Linked DNA regions of Mus musculus: region 2 is linked to region 1. The links are chromatin loops, found by intact Hi-C in ENCODE. Cell type or tissue: left cerebral cortex. All regions are shown on one strand. Each heading gives the region's core, and the rest is flanking DNA. Links, peaks and the distances in the headings are about the cores only. Region 1 has its middle 28 kb from the start of Slc28a3. Region 2 has its middle 11 kb from the start of Gm34721.

Region 1 (8,335 bases), core at 32-8,031:
TCTGACATTCATTCTCTGTGTTTTTTTTTTTTTTTTTTAAATTTTGAGTCATGATTCAATTACAATGTTTTCCCCTTCCCTTTCCTCCAGACAAACTCTCCCAGATATCCCTCCCTGTGCTTGAAAGTCATGGCCTCCTCTGTTTGTAATTGCACAATGCATATGTGTGTATATACAAAAATGTATATTTCTTTTTTCTTTTCTTTTTTTTTTTTTAAATATACTGACTTATTTATTTATTTTATGTATTCACCAGTGCTCTCTTCAGACTCACCAGAAGAGGGCATCAGATCCCATTACAAATGGTTGTGAGCCACCATGTGGTTGCTGGGAATTAAACTCAGGACCTCTGGAAGAGCAGTCAGTGTGCTTAACCACTGAGCCATCTCTCCAGCCCTATATATATATTTCTAAATATAACATCTATGTGTTCATGTCATTGAAAACGACATCATAATTCTTTGAAGGAGTTCAACTTGGTCCATATTTGACAAAAGGGTTAAAACCTACCGTGTAACTGATTTGTCCTGCCCACAATTAAGGAAAAGCAGCCACTTTCTTCATGAAGTAGAAACTTAAATATTTTGTCTGATAATATTCACGTTACAATTGGGCTAACAGAATTGTGAAGAATTCTGAAGCAGTGCAGATGGCTCACCAGCACAGCCATGTAATGTGCACGTGTCATAGGGGTCACAGTAGAGCACGGGTGGTCAATGCAGGTCAGGTGCCGTGCAGCTCCTGTGTCTGCTAGCATTTACGTTGTTACAGCGGTGTGATCATTACCCATAACACTCTTTATAGTCGGGTTAAACCTAAGAGTGATATCTCCACAGGACCTCCTGTTAGCTCTCAGGGCTGCCATTGCAAGTTTCTGTTCATTTTGCCCATTTGATGGTTTTCTTAGGACGTGGCAGCCTGAAATTCTCACTTGGTAGGTGTCATGAACAGAAACAGACATGCTTATGTCTCTCCATAATGTCAGAATTTATTGACTAATAATACATTCACAGCTCTACTCACTTTGTTGGCTGAAGTGTGACACAAAGTCCTGGTTTCCCTTGATAGCTGCTGAGGCAAACACGGATTCTCTTATTCTAGTCTTAATCACTCATGTTAGCTCTCAGGTCACAAATTACACAGCTCACAGTAAGTCTATCTGTCCTCTGTCTGTCTATGTATGTATGTATGTATGCATGCATGCATGCATGCATGTATGTATTCATCCATCTATCATCTATCCATCTATTATCTATCATCTATTTATCTATCCATCCATCTATTACATCTATCTATCTATCTATCTATCTATCTATCTATCTATCTATCTATCTATCTACCCATCCATCCATCCATCCATCCATCCATCCATCCATCCATCATCTATCTATATCTATGTATGTATCTATCATCTTAGATCATTCCTCTTTATTCTATGTATCTATGTATCTATCTATGTATCTATCTATGTATCTATCTATGTATCTATGTATCTATCTATCTATCTATCTATCTATCTATCTATCCATCCACTCACCCAATTACAAAATGGCCACAGGAGTTAGGGGACATCAGAGCTCAAGGAATACTGCAGAGGAAGAGTGGAAGAGAGCAGAAGGCTGCTAAGGATGCAGAGGGAGTCTGCGGGGATTAGAGGTTCTGCCTTCCAGGTTAGACTTCAGGGTCAGAGCTAAACTTAGAAGTGTGTGTTACAGGACCACTGTAGATGCTGTAGAGACAAAACACAGGATTTGGTCCAGATGATGAATGGCCAGATGATGGATAGCAACGTAGGTAGGTCATCCCACTACTGAGGGCTAGGACTGAGCAGACCTGAAGCTTCTGGGGCAGGCAGGAGTTCTCAGCCTGTGATGCACACAAGGCAGAGTCAGAGGACAGGCCAGTGAAGACCATCGCTATCACAGGTTAGGCCCCCCTCTTTACAGGTCTAGGTGAGGGTGCTGTACCCATCACTGTCTGGTTGTTTTGGGAGTTTTTGGGCTTGGATTTCTTCATACGCTTTTTACATACCCATGTGCTCATACACTCCCATTTTGTTCCAGTAAATTCATAAGATAGCTCCTTTCTTTTACTTCCAATGAGTTATTTATCACTCTGACTTGTGTGTGTGTACCGCCCACAGATGTATTGTTTATGCAAACAGCAAGGGGCCAGGCCATCCTGCTCCTGAGTTTGCGCTTAAGATGGAACCATACACTGTGCGTACAGTGGAGCCTCACAGCAAGGCACGGGGAAATCTCCAGGGTGAGGACATCCATGTCCTTTGAACAACTGAAGCCACTTCAGTGATGTTTCATCCTGTGGGCAGTGTTCAGGGCTTTTCAAACCCAAGGGCCTTGGGGGCGTTTCAGAACTCAGTCTCAGACCTTGGTTGTGGCCGAGTCTGGTTTGTAGAGAATGCTAAGGTGACACAGAACTCTGAGCCCTTTAAGACTAGGGACAGGAGAGCACGCTGGGGAAAGCCCAGGCATGGGGCTAAAGACCTGATGCAGGCTTTTAGTTAGCATCAGCAGCACGCAGAGCTCTGCAGACAGAGATCAAAGGGATCTCTACCGAGTGCTCTTTCTACCTTCCTCCTCTCCCTCCCTCTTCTACCCCCTCTCTCCCCCTATTCCTTTCCCCTCAGTTTTCTGTGTGTATGTGAAGGTAAATATGGCATGTATTTGTGTGTAGAGGCCAGAGGATAACCTTGGGTCTCATTCCCCAGGAGCCATCCGCCACAGAGTGTCTCAGTGTTCTGGGGCTGAGCATGCAAGACTGGCCCGGCTATTGAGCCCCAAGGAGCTGCCTATCTCTCCCTTCCCAGCGTTGGGATATACACTACCATACCTGGCTTTACAAAATGAAACGAAACAAAACAAAACAAAGCACAAGGGTTTAGGAATGGAATGAGCTATTAATGTTTACAAGTCGAGCACTGAGAATATATGTCTATGAATATAAATAAGAAAGAAGGGAAGGGCTTTGTTTATCCCAACTGATCTTTCAAATTCTTTTTTTTTTTTTTTTTTTTTTTTTTTTGAGACAGGGTTTCTCTTTATAGCTCTGGCTATCTTGGAGCTCACTTTGTAGACCAGGTTGGCCTCGAACTCAGAAATCCGCCTGCCTCTGCCTCCCGAGTGATGGGCGTGCACCACCACGCCCGGCTTTTCAAATTCTATCTTTTCCTGGAGGAGGCAGGTGCCTCCGGAAGGGAAGAAGCCTGACCTGTGATGACTCGAAAAGACCACTTGGTGGCAGTGTTTCACTTTGTTTGACGCAGGGCGCCGGACTCCACTACAGTGAAACCTCTTCTGGGAATGTTTTTGGACCATCCCTCAAGTTTCAATTTATGGATATTAGACAAAGATGCAAAATAAGACCCTGAGTGGAAAATAATGGCTGTAACTGATACCTTCTGGCTCCTGATTGTCTTCTTTCCTCCTTACAGTCAAGAGTCAGAGGGAGAAGCCGGGCTCTTGGGGACTGCATACTATGTGAAAGCCCAGGAGGGAAAAGCAAAATTGTATCAACAGGGCAAGCATGCTCAGAAAGGGCGTGAGGCCCCAGAGCCCAAGCAAGTAACCTGCACTGTGGACAGCTGGGGGGATTAATCATAGCCACCTGAATGAGGCTCTGATCTTTTGCAGGTAGCTCCCCAAGGGCAGTTATGAATACAGTCACAAATAACAAACTTACTTTAAATGTTAATGAGATTTTATTTATTTATTTATTTATTTATTTATTTATTTATTATAACTTGATTGTGTGGTTCTCAAGTGTGAATTTCTCAATGATAATGCTATGTGGTTATGCAGTCTCAGAGACAAGACCAGCCACCCAGCCAGGAGTGGTGGTGCACACTTTTAATTCCAATACTCTGGAGGCAGATGTAGGAGGATCTTTGTGAATACCAGATCAGCCAGAGATACACAGGGAGAAGAACATGTCTCCAAAGGAGAAAAAAAGTGTATATATAAAAAGTATATATCTTTAGGATACATATGTGTGTGTGTATATATATATATTTTTTTCTTTAAATGAATTTTGTGTGCCCCTGAGCCACATTCCCAAGATACACATGATGTATATGCAAACATTCTAAACGCAGAAAGGAAGAAAGAAAGAAAGAAAGAAAGAAAGAAAGAAAGGAAGGAAGGAAGAAAGAAAGGAAGAAAAGCATGCTGGTCCCAAAAACTTCAGATAAAGGTTACTCCACCCTCTGGAGTCTGGGTGGAGATCTCTAAGCTCATGTCTCCCCAGTCCTGGGCAGGATAAAGATGGCTGTGTGTGGTTTCCTTAGACTGAGCTGTGGTACCCAAGCTGACTGGAAACTGGAAATAGAGGCTTGTCACCATCTACCTATTGCTCATGCTCACATTTCTCCAGGCTTGTCTCAAAGATGTCTTTTTATGTTTTGTTTTATGTCTAGACTTTGATGTCATTTCCTGATTTCTCCCAATGCAGGCAGCTGCAGAAGTGTCCTGATGGGATTGGGCATTTAAACATAGCAGGAGACAGGTTTCTCTCTTTTTAAAGCACCAAACAAATACCAAGCCTGAGAAGCAGAACAATAGAAATCCTTATAGATCTTGAGCTGGAGAGTCCTGAAGGATACTTAGTTACTGTTTCCAGTAATGAACAAGACAATTATACCGTTTCCGCAGACTCTGCTGTGGTCCCCTAGGGAGGCTGCAGATTGAGACTAAATGTTCATTAGTTCTCTGGTGCTTGGGCTTAGGCCAGGGTCCTCCAGCAATGAAAAGCAGAAAGGAGTTCTTGTGGACCCAGTTCCACTACTGTCTCTGCAGCCCTATTCACTGTGTCCATGTCGTGGGCTGCTCATGGATGCTCCAGCAGATGGCGCATACTTATGAACAGTCCAATTTTCTTCCTAATGGGCTCATGCCAGCTCTGCTTGCTGACACGGCACACAATTTAACAGAGCATTAGAGATGGAGTTATTGGACTGGTGAGATTGCCACCTGGCCTGATGACCTGAATTCTACCCCTGAGACGCACATGATAGAATAAAAGCACTGACCCTGACAGTTGTCCCTTGACCTCCACAGATGTGCCACGTCATCCACGCACACACTCACACGCTCATGTGTGTGTGCACATACACACTCATAACAAATTAATGTAAAAATGAATGGTGCCACATTCACTATTTTTAGAAAGGATTTATTTTTATTTTATGTGTATGAATGCTTTGCCTGCCTGTATCTGTAGCTCATGCATGCAGTACCCATGTATACCAGAAAAGGGCATCAGATACAACCCTGAAGTTGCAGATGGTTGCCTGCCAGCTGCGGCGTGGGTGCTCAGAACCCTGTAGGAGCAGTCAGCGTCTCAGATTATAGAGTTGATGTCTTTCCCCCTTTGTTGCTTCTCTGTAGCAGGGGAGGGTTCACAAGCACGGAGTCCATCATTTGGGTGACGTCTAGATTGAAGGTCAAATTGTAAAAAGCCAGGCATTAGCAGTGCGCAGGTAGGCTCCTTCTAGAATGAAGTTCAAAGGTGCTTTCGATTAGAAAGTACAGTGCCTGGGGCTGGCGAGATGGCTTAGCAAGTAAGAGCACTGACTGCTCTTCCAAAGGTTCCGAGTTCAAATCCCAGCAGCCACGTGGGGGCTCACAACTATGGTCCATCAGTTGTAATTTCTGAAACTGCTGATAATTCTGGGGGGGGGGTCTTCGTTGAAATGTGCGTATAGGGTGTGTGAATGTATATTGGGGTATATGGCACATTTATGTGCTTTTTCTTTCTTCTCCCTTCCTTCCTTCCTTCCTTCCTTCCTTCCTTCCTTCCTTCCTTCCTTCCTTCCTTCCTTCCTTCCTTGTTTATTTATTATATGGAAGTATACTGTAGCTGTCTTCAGATACCCCAGAAGAGGGCGTTAGATCTCATTACAGATGGTCGTGAGTCACAATGCCGGTGCTGGGATTTGAACTCAGGACCTCTGAAAGAGCAGCCAGTGCTCTTAACCACTGAGCCATCTCTCCAGCCCTGGTTCCTTTCTTTATAGATCTGTGAACGTTTTGAGATGTTTTAAACATAAAGGAGAGGTTTTAAAAACTTGCAGTCTGCATGCCTCCTCTCTCCAGTTTAGTGTTCTCTTTAGAATAATTCTGAGCTTTCATTTTGAGAGAGAGAGAGAGAGAGAGAGAGAGAGAGAGAGAGAATCTTAAATGTTGTTGGCAGCGCTGCAGCTGCCGGTGGCCACTGGAGGGCGCAGTTGAACACAAATTGTTTTCCATCCCCCCCCACCCAACTGTGGCCTCAACCCGGGCCACAGGCTAGTCTACCTACACAGCAGCAGCCTGACAAAGGAAGGTCTCTGGGTCTCACTCGGTAAAGGGAGGTCCTGGGTGGGTTCTTGGGAGTATTTCTCGGATGTTCTCCTTCAGGTTGGCCCCAACAGTGGCTCAGGAGTCTCCATTAAATCTCTTGCTCTTGAGGTCCGTAAGCACAGATCTCTCTCGTCTCTCTCATCTCTCTCTCTTGTCTCTCTGATATCTCTCTCTCCTTCCCTAACCCCTTCCTCCCTCCTACACACACACACACACACACACACACACACACACACACACACACACACATTATCTTTCTCTGATACTATGGGACACGCAGGTGTGTTAACATCATAATTTTGTCGCGTTGGTTCTCTTTACCTCTATGTGGTGTCTGGGGACCTGACTCAGGTCTATGGGTTTACGCAGCAAGCACCTTTTACACGAGGAGCCAACTTGGCGGCCCACACCCTCTTCTTGAAGTAGTATTGTGAGCATTCTTCCTGGTGGATTCTTTTTTGTTCTAAAGTGAAAGTTTGATTGCTTCCTAAGGGAGAGACAGGCACATGTTCCTGTGTGGAGTTACCCACCACCATCCGGTCCTGTCTGTGTAGAATGGATGTTAGTAGTAGCAGGAAGGTAGAGACAATATGTCGGGGAAGATGTTTAAACCTTAATGTATGAGATGTCATTTCTCAGAAGCTATCAGTAGACTTATGTGTATTCTTAAGTCAGTGGGCTATGGGGCGATCTTTGCAGCTCTCCGAACATCTAGTCTCCTGAGCAGTCTTACAGGGAGCGGTATTGTGGCTACTTCACAGAGAAGAGAGGCCACAAAATGACCAGAAATAGCTCAGAAACTGGGACCGTTGGGATATGAGGTCTTGCTTGGCCTGCCAAGCACAGCCCATCCACCTCCCTCCAGGCTTAGCCCAATCTTATCCCTGACTTCTCCCGACATCATTCGGCCCTCGGAGGGCACCATGGAGAGATCACAGGAGGGGGTCAATGAGATTTTTATGAACTGAGAGCTTCAAAAATAACTTGCCCTTCCCAAGGAACTGCTGATTTGATTCTTGAAGTAGTCCATCCCATTAATCCAATTAGCTAATGGGAATGGGAGCATCGTAATACACTCGCTCTGGCAGGGGCATCAACAGTCTCGAGTGCTTGACTTGTTTATCAAAGGGAGGTACAGGAGCTCGTGTGAGCTAGGCAGCACTGGCTGGCAGAGTGAAGTGGCCTTGCATCCTGCGGCCAGGGCTTGATTCAGGATGTCTGTTGATGACATCTGCTTAGAGCTTTGTGTTGTTTTTACAGCAATGAAGATTACTGATGAAGTAAAACACACAGGTCTCTCATTTCTGGCCAAGACAGGGTAGCAAGTTAAACTTTCTATCACGAGCAGCTAAAAGACTCAGAAAAAGATTTGCCCACTCTTTGTAGGGTTTTCACAGTAGATGTTACTGCTTGTGGTGCTTGAGGGAGGGAAGAGCAGAGGGCAATGCACGTTTATAATCCTAACTATATGAAGAGAAGCTCTAGCAGAGTGCTCCCAGTGGAAGAGAGAATATTCAATAGAGTGCTCCCAGTGGGGAAGAGAGGTTTCAGCAGAGTGCTCCCAGTGGGGAAGAGGGGTTTCAGCAGAGTGCTCCCAGTGGGGAAGAGGGCTTCAGTAGAGTGCTCCCAGTGGGGAAGAGGGCTTCAGTAGAGTGCTCCCAGAGGGGAAGAGGGGCTTCAGTAGAGTGCTCCAAGTAGGGAAAAGGGGCTTCAGGGGAGTGCTCCCAAAGGGGAAGAGAGGCTTCTGGAGAGTGCTCCTAATGGGGAAGAGGGGCTTCAGCAGAGTGCTCCCAGTGGGGAAGAGGGCTTCAGTAGAGTGCTCCCAGTGGGGAAGAGGAGCTTCAGCAGAGTGCTCCCAGTGGGGAAGAGGGGCTTCAGGAGAGTGCTCCCAGTGGGGAAGAGGGGCTTCAGGGGAGTGCTCCCAAAGGGGAAGAGAGGCTTCTGGAGAGTGCTCCCAGTGGGGAAGAGGAGCTTCAGTA
Region 2 (8,335 bases), core at 332-8,331, 760 kb after region 1:
AGAGGAGGCCAGGAATTTCAGAAGAAGCAAAATGGGGGAGGGGAGGGGCATGGAATCGGGGTGATACAAATGTGTATAGTTCTCAAAAATATAATTATTTTTAAAAAATGAAAAGATACTTGCAAGCAGAGAAGAGGATATGAGTCACCTACAGCCGTGTATTGTGGAATCTGACAGGTTAACCGCAGTACCCATCTGTCCTCGTTCCCCAGGCTAGAGCCTACACCAGCTGAACAAACAGGTAGCTAAAGAATATGGGTGTCAGTCTCTGAGGCAGCTTGAGGTGACCAGGTGACTAAGTAGTGGCCACTGGTATGAAATAAACATGTGATGTGGGACCCCCTTGGGGACAGCTTGAAGGAAGTAGGAACACAGACAGGAATGGTGGCATCTGGCAGCTTCTTGCCCCACAAGAGGAAGTCATGTCCCAAGGCTGGTAGAACAGGGAGACCAAGGAAGTCTGGCTTCTGGAGACTCTCCGAAGCCCCTGCCAGGAGTGAACTGTCTTCACATTTCTTCCTTACAAGGAGCAAGTGACCCAGTGTTTTGAGCTACCGTTCTTCTGGATTCTCTGGCCCACACAGCTGGGTCTTTCCTAACCAAAGCAGGGGTGTGTGCTGCCACCTCCTGAGGGACTGAGCAGGGCTCCCCCGGCCTCAGCAGCAGCGCAAAGATGATTCATTTAAAAGCCTTCTATTCTGGATACTACCCTCTCCGTTTCCTACAAACCCAATTACCAAGAGAACAATTGGATTTTTCCAAGTCCCTCAGAATGTTCTCTTTAAATGTTCTTGGTATTAAATAGTAACAGAATTTAAATGGCATCAACAGAACACACAGATGTGACGTGGTGATGAGTTACATAAATGAGAGAGAGAGAGAGAGAGAGAGAGAGAGAGAGAGAACGAGCCCTGGCACACAGGAGCCCAGGGACTGTGGCCAAGATGGAACGGCGTCAGAGCACAACAGGCTGACAGATCTGCCTCTGGCTTCCAGCTGCCTTCTTGCACGCAGACCCTTCTCTGGTTTAGGCTAATCTTTTCTGTCCATGGAGGGTAATATTAAAGGACCAGGACCATACCACTGTTCTGAGCACCAGGGTTGACAGTGAGTGAGTCCGTGTCACCGCCCTGCCAGTCATTGAGCTGTGGGTGGGTCTGCACTGGGTACTGTGCCACTACTTTCTCTTCTTCGTGGCAAAGTCCCTGTGAAGGGCCCCACTGTTGCTTTACCCATCGGTAAATGATATGGAGAGAAGTTGAATCTCATCCTCAAATTCCTCAGCAACCAAGAGGCAGGGTGGGGATTTGAACCCAGCCCTTGTGACTCCCCAGAGCCTGTGCACTCAGCCACACTGCACTGTGAAAGGTAGATGCAGTTGCTGGGCAGTGGTGGCACATGCCTTTAATCCCAGCATTCGGGAGGCAGAGGCAGGTGGATTTCAGAGTTTGAGGCCAGCCTGGTCTACAAAGTGAGTTCCAGGACAGCCAGGACTATACAGAAAAAAAAAAAAAAAAAAAGGAGGAGGAGGAGGGAGGAGGGGGAGGTGGGAGAGGAAGGGGAAGAGGAGAGGGAAGAGGAGGAGGGAGAGAAAGGATGGGGGAAAAGAAGAGGAAAGAAGAAACCAACCAGTATTTGATTAGCTCACACTTTTCACCCAGAGGGCCGGGATACATTCTGCTAGTAAAGCCTGGCCAGGGTGAACCCCCAGGACACAGACTTCTGCCCGTGTTTGTGGCTTCTGCTCTCCACTGGCACACAGGACCTCTGAGCCTCACATCTACATGACAAGCGGAAAGAAGCAAGGAGAACACAAAAGTATGCCCCCAAATTCCTAGCAGACAGCCTCTTGTGGGCACTAGTACCTGCAAGGGATTGTGGGTGAATGAATGTCCTTAGTGCGTCTGTTGGTAAGGCAGGGCTGGGGGTTGGAGCTTGGGTGGTGGGGCAGATAATCTGCATTACAACCTTGAAACTGATTTCTCAAGCTTACCATCCTCCACAGAGTTTCCAGGACCCTGCCCCTGCCTGCAGCCATGCCCAATAAATCCCCTCACCCTGATCCCAGCCTTCCTCTCCTGCCACCCACAACAGAGGGACCCTAGCACCACTCCGTGACCTCCGCTATCCACCAGGCTTTCAGAAAACCATCCAAGAGTTTATATCCCAGGCTACATTTTCGGAGCTTTGGTGAGGCTTGACTTTTAAACTAGAATTTGGAAAGAATGTTCCAGAACACAGCCTTTCTCCAGCTGAGTGTGAGCCATGCTGTAAGACTCGAGTGGTTGCCGTGACTTAGATATGCCTTCAAGCATCTTGGAGATACCATAAAAGATACAGAGGCACTTCAACACAGAGTCCGTAGAAACTTAGTGTGGAAAAACAAAAACAAACAAAAAGTCCCTCTTAGCAGGAAGGATATTCCTGACAGTGAGAAACGGCCAACAAGAGTCAAGTTCTATGATGGCGGTTAAGGGCATCAGACTGGCCATCGCCTTTGAACTCCAAGATCAAGTTGGATCTTTGTGACTTGCTTTGGTTTCTTCAAACGGCAGCAAAATGAGTTAAGAGGGTCCTGGGCTCCCGGCAAATGGAAACATGAATCAACATAGTTGCAAGCTAGTGCTTTGGAACGTGTAGTGGAGTAGGGTAAGACTTTAGATGGCTCTTCTGAGCACCCATGTAGAAATGCAAATCCCCTCAGGAGAGGAGCTTCTAGGAAGCCTTGTGAGAGTTACAGGTAGGAGCTTGGAGCTGCAGCTCACAGCTTAAAAGTTAATGGTGTAGTCAGGGGCATGTGGGGAGGATGTGCCTATTGCTATCGATAAACCAAATAAAATAAACCTGCTTTCTCCTTCAAATGGGAGAATCAGAAGATAAGAAGAAGAAATTTCACAGAAAAGGGAAAACAACGCTACTTTGAAATTTTAAAATCTTAGCTTAGGTTTTTTTTTTTTTTTTAATCCTAAAGTTTCTCTGAAAAGGTATGGTAGGCCCGACCCACAGTAAATGCAGTTAAATTCATGCTGCCCATATACGTGACAGAAGCTCCTGTGCACACTAAATGCAATTAGCATTTATGCTACCACTGTGCGTGTCGAACTCACAAGGACTATTAGGGGGAATGCTAATAGATAAATTCTCCTTTTAGCTACAAGTACAGCATTTTGGAAATAATAAGTCATGTGTAGCAGAGTGGTTTCAATACAGTATCTACCATGTCCAGTAGCCACCCTGTCCTATTACTTCCCAAGATAGGTAGCCCACTGTGAAAGGTAGATGCTGTGTCAGGCAAGGAAAGAGAAAGGAGGGAGGAGGGGAAGGAGGAGGGGAAAGAGGAGGGGGAAGAGGAGGAGGGAGAGGAAGGAAGGACCTTCCCCATCCCCACTTTCCAGTGAGAAGGATGGCTAGTCCAGCTTATGTAACAATGAGCAAGTGAGCCTAAGAAGAAGGTAGCATTTGTCCCAACTACAGGTCTTCCAGACCCAGCTTCAGCAAGCCAACCTCTAAATATGGGAGCATGGCCAGATGAGAGCTGCTAAGCTGCCTGCCTATCCTGGGGCTTTGGCAAATTCCTTTCAGTTCTTAAAGATGTCTTTAGGATCTGAAGCCATTCTTGTTTGTGCATCCTTTAAAAGCTAACTCCCACCAGGGAGTGGTGGCACATGCCTTTAATCCCAGCACTTGGGAGGCAGAGGCAGGTGGATTTCTGAGTTTGAGGCCAGCCTGGTCTACAGAGTGAGTTCCAGGACAGCCAGGGCTACACAGAGAAACCCTGTCTCGAAAAATAAAACCAAAACAGAAAGAAAAGAAAAGAAAGAAAGAAAGAAAGAAAGAAAGAAAGAAAGAAAGAAAGGAAGGAAGGAAGGAAGGAAGGAAGGAAGGAAAGGAGTGGAGAGAAGGAGGGAGGGAGGGAGGGAGGGAGGGAGGGAGGGAGGGAGGGAGGAAAGGAAAGAGGGGTGGAGGGGGGAGAGAGGGGAGGAGGGAAGGACAAAGGGTGGGAAATCTTTAAAATGTAGATTTTATAAAAGAAAAAAATTAAGAAAACAAAAGAAAGGCAAAGAAATCAATCATTGCAGAAGCCATGGAGAGACCTCGAATTATTTTTTTTCCAGGTATCATTTTAACATTCCAGGAGTTTTTTTTTTAATTGATCATTTTATTTATTTACATTTCAAATGGTGTCCCCCTTCCAGGTTTCCCCTCTACAAACCCCCATCCCATTCTCCTTCCCTTTTGCATCTATGAGGCTGCTCCCCACCCACCCACCCACCCACCCACTTCCACCTCACCCCACTAGCACGCCCCTATGCTGAGGCACCAAGCCTCTACAGGGCCAAGGGCCTCCCCTCCCACTGATGACAAATAAGGTCATCCTCTGCTACATATGCAGCTGGAGCCAGGGCTCCCTCCATGTGTACTCTTTGGTTGGTGGTTTAGTCCCTGGGAGCTCTGGGTGGTCATGTTAGTCGATATTGTCATTCTTCCTATGGGGCAGCTCCTTCATTCCTTCCCCTAGCTCTCCCATTGGGTGTCCCCAGGCTCAGTCCAATGGTTGGCTGTGAGTATCTGCATCTGTATTGGTCAGGTGCTGAAAGAGCCTCTCAGGGGACAGCCATACCAGGCTCCTGGCAGCAAACACTTCTTAGCATCACCAATAGTGTCTGGGTTCAGTGTCTGCAGATGGGATGGATCCCTAGGTGGGGCAGTCTTGAAATGGCCTTTCCTTCAGTCTCTGCTCCATTTTTGTCTCTGCATTTCCTTTAGATAGGAACAATTCTGGGTTAAAATTTTTGAGATGGGTGGGTGGCCCCATCCCTCAACTGGGGGCCGAAGACCCTGAATTTCAAGTGTCACAAAACTCCTTACCTGTGAGGCCCCAGAGAAAGGAGGATGCTGACGAATGTTCCCCAGCTCTTTCACTGCTCAAATGAAGACCCAGACAAGACCCTGGGAGCCTGGCGTCCCCTGGTGGCCATTCACATTTAGTTTCCAAGTGCCTAACAAGGGTATCCTAACAGTAGCCCAATTCCTTGACCCTAACAAGGCAAGATATCAATCAGTAGCTCAGGCCAACACATAGCTTATTGTGAACTTGTGTCAGGGGTGATTAATTACAAAAAGAAGGTGCAAATGAGGGATGCCCACAGGAAATGACAACTGCATTTTATGAGCCTTAAAATTCAAACCAGGAGAGGAAAAACCATTCCAATCTAAAAAGCTGGGAATAGGGCCTCTTCCCCTCCCCCAGGTCTATTTAAGAAGGAAGCAAGACTAAATTGTAGAATACAGACAAGAGTTGGGTAGAGCTGGAGGGATTGGAGCCATTTGGAAAAGTTCTTTGGAAAGAAATTCTGGTAGGGTTTTTTTTTTTTAAAGAACTCTTGAGAAATTTAAATTAAATAAAACAGATTTCAAAACACATTGGATTATTTAAAGCAGCCAGTATCGATCACAAATAAATCGCTTCCTTCTTCCAGCTGTGTCCCACAGCTTAACTTGCAAAATAGATAAAATAGGTAAACGAACCCCCTGAATTCAGTCCCCATACCTAATCAACCCCTATTGTTTATCATCATCTGTGTCTCTGCACTAAAACAGTTCTTTGGTGATGCCGAGAATGTATGTGGCAGGCAAGCCCTGTGCATTTGTTAGCTGTAATTATTAGAACAACCCCACAAGGTAGGTATCACTAATCAAGATAGGCATCATTAATCAAGGTAGGCATCACTAATCGCACTTGTCAGATGAATGTTAGGATCTGGAACAAGGATCAGTATGTTCCCAAAGCCAAACTTCTGTGTAGTCATCTCTAACTCTGCCCTAAAGAAAGTGTGCCAGTTCTTAAACCTCTATCTGTATACAATGAAGATAATGCTGGAACTGAGAATTAACATTTATGTGGGTGCAGGACACCTTGCTGGGATCCAGGAAATATTCCAAAACTGGGTTTGTCATGTCCATTGTATGGCGTTGCTATAGCAGTCAGCAAAATCACCCAGTCCGATTTTGTACTTAAAATGGAAAAGATGTGGTATTTGAATTCTGTATTGGTAAGCAAATTAAGGACGCAATGCACACAAAAAGAATAATACTATGCCCAACCTAAAAGAAATGGTGGGGATTACAAGGTACAAGAACTAAAGATGTCTGGTAGGGTGGCTTTCCGTAAGCCCAGGATGGCCCTGACACAGAAGCATCATCATGTTCTAGCCCAGGGCATCATTGTGATGATCACCTTGGCCCTCTAGGCTCTGCTGTGGGGGACTTTCCTCCTGGTGACACCGCATCCATCAGCATCCATATAACATCTCCAGGGTTCCCCTTCCCACCAAGACCTGTTTGCAGAACTTTTGTTTACACCAGTTGTAAGTGACCGGTTCATAGCTAAATAATTCCTTTAAAAAGGTAATGGTATGATTTTTTGAGACTAAAATTAGGACACACACACACATTTTCAAGATGATTCCATGGGTAAGGGTGAGGGTCTCAAAGCCCATACCCACAGTTACACACCCACTCCAACAAGGCCACACCTTCTAATAGTGCCATTCCCTGGGCTGAGCATATCCATCACAATCCTGATGAACAAACCATGTAAACACTTTGCAATGGGTTTCCCTGAGATACTTACTCTGGAGTCAGCATACAACCTGTGGTGACCTGCCCCACTCCAGTGTAGCCTTAAATTTCCCCGCTGCCACAGCCAGAACATCAATACAACACGGCTTTGTTTATTTTGAGCACAGGGCAAGACCAGAACAGGTAAGAGAGGTAGTTTAAGGAATTTTATATCAAGGTATAATTATCAAACAAATGTGCCAATTAATTTCTAAAACTCGGTGTTTGAGCATACCTGCGACCCTCCTTGAAGCTCTGACTTGCCTTTAAAGCTCTCCCTGCCCACGTTTCCGCAAACTCTTCTTCTAGAGCAGTACTTTAGATTCAGCCACGTTTTCTTGCCAGTCCAGAAAAGCGATGAAATGTGTTGATTTCATTTCTATCTCCGGGGATTTTAAAGACTTTAAAAATACAAAATGTAGCCCTGCATCTGACCTGCCTGCTGGGCGTTGGGGTTTCGTAGAAGCACTTGCTGATTTTCAGCAGCTCCTTGCACCCACAACCCAGCCCCATGCAAAGCCCCTTAGCTGCTTCTCTGTGCTTGTTTTCCATTTGGATGGGGGTTTGCATATAGACTGTACACACTTCTCTACTGCATAGCTTGCACACTTGGGTTTCATTCTTTACGCTTTCATTCTAATCATTCTTTAAATCACTTACTAGAAGATCTTTTTCTCTAAAACTGAAAAAAAATTAAATGTGTGTGTGTGTGTGTGTGTGTGTGTGTGTGTACATGTGCATAAGTATGTACAAGTACCCAAGGAGACAAAGAAAGGGAGAAACAGCCCCTGGATCTAGAGTTACAGGTAGTTCTAAGCCACTAGATGTGGATGCTGGTAACCAAACTCAGCTTCATGCTGAGACATCTCACTGAGAGATATATTTTTTAAAAGGTTTATTTATTTATTTTATGTAAGTACACTGTAGCCGTCTTCAGACACCCCAGAAAAGGGCACCAGATCTCATTACAGATGGTTGTGAGCCACCATGTGGTTGCTGGGATTTGAACTCGACCTTCGGAAGAGCAGTCAGTGCTCTTAACCACTGAGCCATCTCTCCAGCCCCTCACTGAGGGATCTTAAGGTACAAAAAGAGAGTGCGGTGGTCTGTAGCACTCACACTCTCAGGCTCAAGTGATCAACAAAGGCCCAGAAATGTTAATGTTTGTCCAGACTTCACCGGACGAACATATGCCTTCACATACCGCCAATATACACTATATTGTTATTGTTATGATTGCTCCATTTTATCCCTTGTCACAGTTGATCCGCTGTGTGGTTAATTTATAAATTAAGCTTGGTTGTGAGCATGCTCGTGGACGTATGAGAACACATAGCACCTGTAATGGTTTGCCACTATCCGCAGCTTCAGATCACCTCACAGTGGCTCTTCACCAAGAACCCACACATTCAGAAATTACTAAGTGCGTGTCCCTGTGCTGATCTAGCCCCAGCCTCACAAGCCGTGCTATCTGTGGCCAGGCAGATCTTTGACAGCAGAGAGGTCATGCACAGAAGAGCACCTCAGCCTTTGTCAAACGTTGAAGAAGGTTAGTTAGAGTCTAACTGAAGAAATCACAGTGATAGACAGAAAACTGCTAGTGAATAGGGACAGGCTATGGGCAGGGTGGGGTTACTCATCCTTAGAAACGGGCTGGGAGGAAGGGTGGATCAGAAGGGAGCCAGGCTTTGTGCGAGAGGAAGTGGAGGGAAAG

The links. Peaks named below come from ENCODE experiments on the same cell type or tissue, not always from the same donor. Only the 100,000 strongest peaks of a DNase experiment are listed, where the experiment ranks them.
Region 2: a loop joins it to region 1, with 14 times the contacts of the local background. A loop is called at or near these places in 14 of 42 quality-filtered maps.

What each region holds. Positions count from the first base shown.
Region 1 is chr13:58,634,286-58,642,620 of GRCm38, forward strand. No RefSeq gene overlaps it. Among named protein-coding and RNA genes, the nearest start is that of Slc28a3, 28 kb to the left of the region's middle. In left cerebral cortex, for the core only: CTCF peaks have their summits at 278 (motif pointing right), 3,248 (motif pointing right), 4,857 (motif pointing right) and 6,234 (motif pointing right); DNase peaks (open chromatin) are centred at 3,259, 4,390, 4,855, 5,287 and 1 more place; H3K27ac peaks cover 413 bases.
Region 2 is chr13:59,392,804-59,401,138 of GRCm38, forward strand. No RefSeq gene overlaps it. Among named protein-coding and RNA genes, the nearest start is that of Gm34721, 11 kb to the right of the region's middle. In left cerebral cortex, for the core only: a CTCF peak has its summit at 4,979 (motif pointing left); DNase peaks (open chromatin) are centred at 678, 895, 4,972 and 5,216; H3K27ac peaks cover 1,271 bases.